Linked DNA regions of Mus musculus: region 1 is linked to region 2. A link is a contact called in ENCODE Hi-C or POLR2A ChIA-PET data. All regions are on one chromosome and are shown on one strand. Each heading gives the region's core, a stretch centred on a gene start or an enhancer-like site at or near the end of the contact. The rest is flanking DNA. Distances are from core to core; before and after follow the strand shown. Region 1 overlaps Gm30365 (a long non-coding RNA gene). Region 2 has its middle 26 kb from the start of 2900040C04Rik.

Region 1 (5,058 bases), core at 2,294-4,793, 550 kb after region 2:
TTGAGGCCTTTATACAGTTTTGGCGTCTTTGTCTTCTGTGTGTGACTACATACATTCTGAGTGGGTGTTTTAATACAGTAATGGCTTCAATAGGGAAAGGAAGGGCTTACGAGAGAGGGGATTAGTCCACAAGTTCACATAAGACTCGTACACTCTACAGTCATGGACATGGACTAGCCCACCTGGCCATTTCCTGTTTTTCTTTCTCTTAGCCTCTAGCACCCCTTCCTTCCCCTACTACCCACGTCTCTCTAGGCTCCATAGTCTAGCCTATTGAAAATATGTTGACATGCTATGAACATATGATATGTGATGGGTCCCTTTCAGTCTACCACAGCACTCTCTGTCCATCTTTTCCTCAGACCTTATCTGTTGAAGATCCTTGGCTAACTGACCTATGGCATTCTCATGGTCTGGACCATCTTAACTGCATAGCCATGACACAATTAGGCCAGCCCATTCTTCAATGACCAGTTATCCAGAACTTGAATGATTATGTTTTCTGGAGGAATCTGAAATTAGCACGTGCTAAGTGAAACTCACCAGGAAGGTCTTCAGGCAGAAGGAAAACGATGGTGCATAAGAGTAAATATAAATGTGGACATAATGGGCTTCAAAGGAGGGGTAACTGTGTAAGTCCATTTAAATTACTATAGATGGTGAAGTTAATATGAATCTGGATTTTATAGACATAGAATTAAGATACATGATGATGGTGTGAAGTCAGAAAGAAGGTTAATAAAGTCAAGATGCTCAAGGGTCTTTTTATTATGTGAGAATTGACAAAAGTTAAAACTTATATCATACTGTAATAAGTCCAAGATGCACAGTGACTCTCTAAATCACCAAAATATTATGAAATTAACTAACATAACAGGTAAGAAAAATGCGTTAATACCACCAATTTTAGCAATTTTATTAGGTGTAAAAAACTTTTAAATTTTTTGTTGGGCTAAAGATCACAAGATACAACAATGCTACATAATGCCTGCAAAGAAAGCAATGCTCATAAGAGACATATCTTCAAAACAAGAATATAGAAAGAGTGAAAGTGAAAGATCAGATGTATACCAACTAAAGGAAAGCCACCATGCCTATACCACCATCAAAGTGCTAAAAAGTCCAAGATGACAAATTGTCTTAAGTTTTTATTGTTTGATGTTGTAAACTTACAAAAGTGTATTATATATACAATCATATGTAATATTATATAATAACTATATAATATATGATACATTATATATAATTATATGTGTTGTATATATTATGTATATAATTTATACTAATACATTTGTATATATAATATATAAAAACACAAATATGTTATTCTATATATTATGTATAATAATATAAATAAATACATTTGTACATACTATGTATACATATGTAAAATTGTAGGAGAAACAGTCAGACCTCCAAGTGGAAATATTTCTCACAGAAATAGGTAGATAGCAAACAGTATAATGGTAGCAAAGCCAATAAGTCTCTGGCTATACTAGAATTTATTAAAAGGCACAAGTACTAATTAAACACATGAAAAAATGTGACAAGTTTACTGTTTCTAAAAGAAAAGAAAACAGTTTTGTGACAATCAACATGATCTAGGCTTAGGGAGCCAGGAGAGACTTTCTTGAGAAAACGATGTGTGTTCATCTATAAAGGATGCATGACGTCACTTAGGAGAGAAGGGGATGTATGGACAAAGGACACTGGGTCACTGGGAGTCACAACACTGACACAGGTACCATGGTATGGAAGGACATATGATTGGAGAATTAGAAGGGAGCCCAAGGGACGGACATGCAGTGTTGGGAAAGTAGCCACAAAAGCTGAAGAACTGAGCATGTCTAGATTGTGTAAGCCATATTTGAGATCTTGGACTTTGTTCAGAAAGCAATGAAAAACCAGCAAAAAGTAACAAAGCAGGTTTATATTCCTGAATTTATGCTAGAGATTTTTCTCACTGTAGCATGGGGAATGTATTATAGAATGTCAGAGTCAGGCAGAGAGAAGACTAAACGACCATCAGGAGTGGATCTGAAATGCCTTCCAAAGGTCGTGCGCTGAAGACCTGTCATCCACCAGGCTGATGGGTGGTGGGACCTAGTTTGAGGCTGCTAGGTCATTGGAGTGTGCCCTTAAAGGTGACATCGGGAGGCTGTCTTCTCTTGCTTTCTGGCCACCATGTTATAAGTGCTTTCTTATGCTACATATTTTGTAAAGATCTACCGCCTTGCTACAGGCATAAAACAACCAGTCTACGAAACTGCGCGCTGACACAATGAGCCCCCAAAGAAGCCTTTCCTGCTTTCTCTGGAGTTTTATCACAGCAACAGAGAATGCATACAATAGCTGCAGTGGTTGGTCTTGATTGTCAGTTTGGTGGGATTTAGCATCACCATGGGAACAGTTGGGCATGTATCATGATTAGCCCGAGTGAGATCTGATGTTAAATGTGGAGATACTGTTTCTTGTCCTGCAGTCCCTGGTTGAAATAAAGAAGAAAGCGATCTGAGCACAGACATTCACTGCTCTTGTTTCCTGACTGTGGATACAATAGGAAGAGTCTCCCATTCCTTCTGCTGCCATGCCTCCAACAGGGTGATGGAAAAAGCACAAAATAAACCCTTCTAAAAGTTACTTTTTGTAGATACTTTGTCACAGCAGCAAGAGGAGTAACTAATACAATAGGCAGAAGTGCTTACTGGTGTTAAAGATGAAGCGCAATGTGGCAGTGTGGGACTGGATAAAGGTTACATATAAGATGTATTCAATGTATGAAGCTACACAGCAGATGTGAAATCTTTGGAACTTGGTGACGTCTACATGTGACTGAATGTAAGAGTCACCAAAGATTCCCCCCACTCCCTCCCGCACGCCCCAAGTTCCTTCTCTGTACATTGGGCTCTGAAACAGGAAACAGACCACGATTGGGAGGAAAACAAATGCTTCATTTGCAGGCACACCGAGCTACCTTGTTTTTTTTTTTTTTTTTTTTTTTTTTTTGTGAGAGATTAAATAGGACATCTTCTCTTCATAGCTTTTGGCTTGTTTCTTCTACCGCTTTTACCCTCTGCACTCTAGCATCTCAGAATTGCAACTGTCAGCACTGACTGTGGACGTTCATCATGTCATCACATCAAAATATTGATGCTTGCCTAAACCTAGTCCTCCCAGGGTGTAATACAAACAGGAGAGAAGATGGAAAAATGTGTTGACATCCCCAGGAGTGTTTGCAGGAAGCTGGACACTGATCCCAGCCAGAGTCCAAATGTGTCAGGAACTTTCCTGGCTCAGGTTTTCAGAGGCCATCTGAGGTGGCAGGATTACTTGTCTGGACCACGCTGTAAACGAATGGGCAGCCAAGTCCAGGAAAATTGCCTCCAAATGCACAGCTTATTTCAGAGACATGCTAATGAAGGAGCCTCCCTTCATTGAAAATTGAAGCTGCTAGGGATATGAATTGGGTGTCTCATGGAAAGAGAGGCCAATCCAGTCTTTAAAAGAAAACATTTCCTGTTAGGGCTTCAAGACCTGTGATGCCATCTACCTGCCCCAGGGTGGTTGGCAGGGGACTTAAAACACAGTGACAGTGACAGCCTGTGAAATGGCAATTCACACCCAGGGGGAAATAATAGTCACGGCTATTCCTCTATTTCTAGGGTTGCAGACCAATAATCTTGAGGCCTGCTATGCTTTCATAATTTAATGGAAGAAAACTGAGTTACAGGTGTTGAGGTCTGATTAGAAATTTGGCTACAGTGTAAGATTTAGATGAAGAATGTAAGGTTGTGTTAAATTCATATCCTTTGAGTTAAACCATTTTACACACTGCAACTCATGGTTACAAAAAGAGTAAACTAAGACTGTTTCTCAAATGCTTAGTGTGAGCCAGTCTCCAGATTCATCCGTTGAAGAGTGGGATAAAAGAGGAGCTGGAGTAGAATCCTGAGTGGCGTTGTTTGATCTGCTTGTTTGTTTTTAAGCGTACACTTTTACTTTGCCACAGGCATCTTCCTACATATGTGTTGTGATACTTTCTCTTTGTTCATCCCCCTTCCCCATTGCTCTCCCCTCCCCCATTTCTCTCCCTCATCACCCTCCCCATCATCCTCTCCACTGTGCTCTCAGTCCTCCCTGCCACTCGTGCTGGTCCTCTGTCCCTTCAAGTAGACCCCATTGTGCTTTTGTCTCACATATTCTCTCTCACCCTCTCTTCCCCCTCCCACCACTTTCTTAATTGCTCTTCCCTCTCTTTTATGGTCTGTAATGCTTGCATGCAGCCTTTGTCTGAGTATGGCTTATTTCACTTAATGCGGTGATCACCAGGCCCATCCATTTCCCTGCAAATGTCATGATTTCATTTTTCTTTCTGGCTGGGTACAATTCCACTGACTATGCACACCATGTTTTCTTTGACCATTCATTTGTTTATGACACAGTTAATATTAGTTCAGTTTTCTTGTCATGGGTCCGTTCAAGTTACTAGTGTATTTTCTTGGCTTAGTTTTGGTAGGTGGATGTGTCTAGGAATCTAGGATCCTTTAATGTTTTTAAAACATTCCTTAAAGATGCTCCAAATGTCATTAGAATCTGTTGCAACATTCCCTTTTCATCTCCCATTTTATGAAATTGGCTACAGGTTTTCCAGTCTTGTTGATTTCTTCTAAAGAAAAAAAAAAACCCTTTTGTTTGGCTGATGCTATACATTGCCTGTTTAGTTTCTATTTCAGTCATTTCTGCCCTTATCTTTTAAGATTAGCTTTATATCCATAGGTGTTTTACTTGCAACTCTGTTTATATACTACATGTGTGTCTGGTGACCATGGAGGCCACAAAAGGATGTTGGATCTCCTATAACTAGAGTTACAGTTGCTTGTGAGCTGTCATGGATGCTAAGAACTGAACCTGGGTTGTCTGGAAGAGAAACCAGGGCTCTTAACTCCTGAGCCATCTGTCTGTTCCTTCCATCTGTCTGTTCCTTCCATCTGTCTGTTCCTTCTTTCCATTAGCTGCTTTGGATTTGGCTCCTCTTTGTTTTTCTAATTTTCTAACAAT
Region 2 (5,576 bases), core at 1,195-3,694:
AAGTCTGTTTTAGAAAACTAACCATGTGTGTTATGATGTAGCCAGACAGAAAGTAAACTAAGTAAGAGGCCCAGGGAAGGTCCTTGATTTGGAAAATCTTAGCCTTTGCAGACCCACATCCCATGGCTTTTCCATTGGCAGAGGTTAGACTTAAGATGGCACTAGTAACAGCCTGCACAGAATAAGGTTTTGCTCCATTGACTACATTCACAACATTTATCAAAGCACAGTGTGCCTTGTCCTAGCAGAAAAGAAAGTTCAGTGCTTGCATCATGATGACCAACCACCTGGGATGACTGACATGGTCAACACTGGCCTGAAGCGCTTCACATCACTACACCAGGAGCAGCTCCTGCCTCCCAAAGCTACAGGAATGAGACACAAACCCAAATGATAAACAAGAGTTCTCAAAAATCTCTGCACAAACTCCTAAGCAAAGATGGAGTCATAGCTACTTTTGTAATCTCTGCCAATTAATATACTCCCAAACCACGAACCAGAGATTACAAAATAAGTTGGAAGCACAGCCTTGGGGACTCAGACTGGCATTCCCCATGTGGCCTCACTGGTGTGGTCTGCAGCAGTCATTGGTGTTTTCCTTTGCACTCACAGTGACATTCACCTGGGGGAGAAGGACAACTGGATGACAGAGCCTTCCCAGCAGCCCCTGTGGTCAGAGTCCCTGCCATGAGAAGTGAAGGAGGAAAGGATCGGGCGAGGTTTCCATGGTTTCGCACTTCTCCTTGTCAAATCCTCTCCCCGGCTTTCATGAGCATGGAATAGTTCTGCACTGATGTCCCTTGGAGTCCTCTGATCTGCCTGCCTGGGTCTCTTCATCCCTTAACCTCCTGTCAGATCCCTTGCCTGCCTGCCTTATCTGGCTCATGTTAGTCCATATTTAAATGGTTTTCTTCTTTTTTCCAGCTTCTCAAAGCCAGTAACTCTCTAAGAAGTATAGACTATTATCAGACATATCACCTTATTTTCCAAATCTACATGCTTTCCTTACAACACTGACTGCCCTGTTTGCATTTGGGCTTTGTTGACAGTACTGTGAGCTCCACATAGCTGTTGCCTATTTCTCTCCTCCCTCTCTCCCTCCCTTCTTCCCTCTCTCCCTTCCCTTCTTCTTCCTCCTCCTCTTCCTACCTCCCCCCTCCCCCTCCAGGATTTCTGTGTTACAAGCCCTGGCTGTCCTGGAACTAGCTCTGTAGACCAGGTTGTCCTTGAACTCCCAGAGATCTGCCTGCCTCTGCCTCCCAAGTGCTGGGATTAAAGGCTCGAGCCACCTGTACGACTGTCTGCCTGCTTATCTGTTTTTGTGTGCTGTACTCCGTTAACATGGTTTTTGACATGAGCTTCTTTGCAAGGATTCAAATCTCAGACTCAATGTGTGTTAGCTCAGCATCTGTTTCCTAACCTGGTAAGGGAAACTCTGTCTATTTCACCACCCCCCACCCCAGTCACATTTCCTTTGTCCTCAGTCCCTCTACTCCATCCAATCAATAGCCTCATCCTGTCCTCTCTGCCTTTCTAATAGCTCTTGGCTGTGGCTTCAGTTCTGAGTGTCTTAGCACCTCCTAATGATGATCAGTCTGTCTCCCTCCTCATCCTCCCCTCTGCCCCACCCAAACCCATCATCCTCACTGCAGCTGATGATGGCTCTAAGATGGAAACCTGATTATTTCGCCTTTGCTTCCACATCCCAAATTCTGGTTCAAGCTCTCTAATGTTATATGTAAAGTCCTCTCTGACCTCACATCTTCTCCTCCTCATCGACTTCGCCCTCCTTGTTGTCCTCCGTTCCAAATCCAAACTCCATCTATTTTGGGCACATGGGTTTCTACAAATATTTGATTCAAATTTATATTGTTAATGCATTTAAATCATCCAAGCAGCTGTAAGTGAAGGTATTCATGCAAACCTATAACCTATTATGCTTATATGCACGGAGGACCATCAATGCATTAATTTGTGAATTCTCTGCATGAAATCTTCATCTTTTTTTTTTTTTTTGGTGACTATTCCTGTTAATGCGCACATGCCATTGATTAGAGAAGTTAGTAGTTTCCATAAGCAATTTCTTTTTCTTTAAAGCTCAGCCATTTCTATGTTGAATCACACAATTGGGGGGAGGGGCGGTTCGAGCCTCTCAGAACCAGTATAAGCACATCACTGTGCCTTTTGCTGAGTCTTGCCTCTACAGACTTGGCAGTGAATGGCCTGGAGCTTGCTATCAGTATTTAGGTGGAGGTCAAGCTGGTCATGTGCTGCTGTGGTCTAGTTGAATCCCTAAAGACATGAATGGAGATAATGCTGATTTCACTGGGTTAAATTCCAACAAGAGGTGTTTCGGGCTGCTCACAATGGATTTGGAGGTGGGGGGAAAATGAGTTTGTCCTTGTCCCTTTTGGCCACAGTGCTGGTTGGATTCCTGAGCGTGCTAATCATTGTCCTGAGTGGCGCCGGGCTTTAACCTGGTGCTTATCAGCTCCGGAGCTGAGGAGACCCGGCTTTGTCTCTCCAAGATTAGATTGCTACAGCCTCACTGCGTAAGGCGTGTGGAAGTGGGTGGGTAAGCCCTAACTTCCTACAGCAAAGGCCACCTAACTTCCTACAGCAAAGCCCAGACCTGGATAGAACAAAGGGCCAGGACTTTCACCCAATGACTTGCCAGCACCGGACAACTAACTGGGGCCTTTCCTGTCTACACCTCTCTGGAGCCTTTTATCCAGCAGCCCTTTCGGCTAAGGAACTCTGATTTCTCTTGAGATAAGACACTTACTGCCTGACTCAGGTTTCTGCTTTTCTTCTTTTCCATCCCCGTCAGTTTTTTTGTTTTGTTTTGTTTTTGTTTTCGCTGTTTTTTGTTTTACGAGACAGGGTTTCTCTGTGTAGCCATGGCTGTCCTGGAACTCAGAGATCTTCCTGCTTCTGCCTCCTGAGTGCTGGGATTAAAGGTGTGTACCACCACGCCCGGTTCCGTCAGTCTTTTATTAACCTCATAGGCTGGTCTGCCACTATGGGATGGTCCATCTTGTTCACCATTGAGCTTTTAGAGTCTGAGCCCCGGGCCTGGCAGTCCTAACAAGCCAGTCCTGGACACTGTGCTCAAAAGACTAATTAAAAAGACAAGCAATGGTGAAAACTCACCAAAGAGAGACGAATCCAATGTGGCCACATCAGGAAGATGAGCACAGAGTCCAGTGCCCTCTCCCACCGAGTCCATCTTCAGGGTCCCAACAGGAAGATCTTTATATACAGGGTTCTTGTATTTAGGTTCAAACACAAGGCAGTAGGTATACATACCTGCGTTCTTGTATTTAGGTTTAAACAAACACAAGGCAGTAGGTATACATACCTGGGTTCTTGTATTTAGGTTTAAACAAACACAAGGCAGTAGGTATACAAACCTATGCAGCCTCAGTTTGGGGGTGGTGCTATCTGTCACCAACCCATCATCTCTTACTTCCCATCTGTCCTCCATGGTGGTCTGACAATTTGTGACACCCCACACCCCGGCAGCAGCCAAGCCTTTGGTCACCTTGTTCTCCCTTCCTGTTTCAGCCCGTGCTAAACTCTGGTCTTGCTCTCTGACCTTGGCAACAAAATAATGTTGTATTTTCCCAAACCTCTCTCCACAGTCTCCCGCCAGTCAGAAACACCAACTATCAACTGCCTGAGACACCATTAAAAGCCACATCCCGGGTTTGGGGAGATGACTCAGTTGGTGCAACCCTTGCCATGAAACCCTGCATGGGGACCTGGGCTGGTCCTCAGCAGATGAGCATCCAGGCAAAAGGCCAGCGTGCCAGTGTGGCAGCGGGCGTGCGCCTGTCATCAGAGCAGCCTGGAGAGGGAGACCTGTCGAGAGCCCCGGGGCTTGCTGCTAGGCGGGCCGGCTCAGTTGAATTGGTGAGCTCTGGTGAGAGAGCCTGTCTCAGAAAACAAAGTGGCTAGGAACGAATACCAACTCTGAACTCTGACCGCTGCACGCATGTATGCACAGGAGCACACACATGGACGTGTACAACGCACATACACCTCGAACACACACAGATGTAATAAAAAATAAATTAGGGAGATAAAATTCATCTACTCACTGCTGCTCCTTGGACTCCTATGAAATTCCCTTCCTGGGTGTATCGATCTGCAGGGTGAGCTGGCTACATCACAGGGCCTGGTAATAAACTGTTTCTCTTCTCTTTCTTCCTTTTTTTCTTTCTTCCTTCTCTCTCTCTCTCCCTCGCTCTCTCTCTCTCTCTCCATGAACCCAAGGAAGAGGTGTGAACTCCAGCTAGTAGCAAGGTGGGAGTCTTATCTGTCCACTATACACGGTGTGTATTGCCTTCTGACCTAAAAAGAGCAGTAGCCAGTGGCCAGACAAAGAAAGAAAGATGGCGGCCTTCCTGAGCCTCAAGTCAGCTTGCTCATGAGCAAATTGCTGTCTGCTGGTTCCTGACCTCCTCTGGGCATTTTACAGGCCGATGAGCTCATGCTCATAAAGAAAGAGTGCAAGCCTTTCACTGAGGTATAATTAATAATCATCTGATAAGTGGATAACAATAATAATGGTGACGTCATCCCTTCCTCCACTTCTGCTCCTGTTGTGTAATAGTAATACCACGAGCTGATGTCCTCCTAGTACACTCAATTAGATGAGCGTCCTCCAGAGCAAGCTTACTCACAGCCAAGTGCTGTCTTGCGTGCCTCATTGCCCTCTCCAGGGTAGCCTAAGGGTACTGAACAGGGAGCAGTGTTCTGTGGGTGTCGGGCTGTGGAGTAATGAGAAAGTTCAAGCTACTCATGACTCAGGCACCAGGACACCATGGCGACCTCCCAGGTGGACAGCCGAGCCTTGGTGAGGCTCATCTTGACGGATTTATCTTATCCCTCAGGCCTCTTAAGCAGGGTGATGTGTGGATGAGTCAGGCCACTTCCTCCATGACATCATCAGAGGGATATGTGCACCCTGGTCAACATGCATCTGTCTAGTTATCCCGGCAGCCAAGGAACCACGTGCAGAACTCGGTTCTAGAGACAAGAGTCGCTTTGGCTTTTTGACAAATCGTAGTTTTACACAGAATCTCCAAGGTAGACACTAAGCTAGAAGAAGCCGTGACGGGGCACGCAAACACAGATCCAAGAGTCGCCACTGTGCCCCTACACGCTTCTCAGGGCAAATGCTGAGGGAGGCAGAACGGAATCCCAGGGAGAAAAGAAGACCTTTCATTTGTAAACGGTTTCTGCTTACAGAGCACTTTCTGCACTTGACCTCACGGCGCCTCACCACAGCTCTGTTTGGGCTCAGTTTATTATTTCTCACGTACAGACGAGGAAACCGAGAGATACTCAGTGAAATCAGAAGAAAGCCTGAAGCCGCAGCCACGCCCGCCTCGGTGACTGTAGGGCTCGCCCCACGTGACTGGGTCCACCAGCTTTGCTCTACTGGGCAGGAGATCATTCATCTTACTCATGGCTGGGCAGTTGGCCGCGGCGCAGGGATGGTGGTAGTGGAAGCTGAGTGGTCACAGCAGTGAAAGTCAGCTCTGGTCAGACGCTGCATAAAAGGGGAA

The links. Hi-C counts contacts between places; a loop is a spot of excess contacts on that map. ChIA-PET counts read pairs that join two places held with the same protein, here RNA polymerase II (POLR2A).
Region 1: a map of T-helper 17 cell shows a loop between it and region 2 (2.4-fold over the local background). The contact joins two enhancer-like sites. A Hi-C loop is called at or near these places in 1 of 37 maps with a recorded cell type or tissue (T-helper 17 cell). POLR2A ChIA-PET finds 5 or more read pairs at or near these places in 1 of 5 experiments (embryonic stem cell).

What each region holds. Positions count from the first base shown.
Region 1 is chr14:76,825,783-76,830,840 of GRCm38, forward strand. It overlaps Gm30365 (a long non-coding RNA gene), which reads right to left. Exons shown (of 3, transcript XR_383623.4): 3 at 896-5,058. Among named protein-coding and RNA genes, the nearest start is that of Gm30365, 9.4 kb to the right of the region's middle. Within about 2 kb of position 3,544, at least 1 of the 3 ENCODE cell types and tissues checked has a DNase peak (open chromatin) inside an H3K27ac peak, as active enhancers do.
Region 2 is chr14:76,274,312-76,279,887 of GRCm38, forward strand. No RefSeq gene overlaps it. Among named protein-coding and RNA genes, the nearest start is that of 2900040C04Rik, 26 kb to the left of the region's middle. Within about 2 kb of position 2,445, at least 1 of the 3 ENCODE cell types and tissues checked has a DNase peak (open chromatin) inside an H3K27ac peak, as active enhancers do.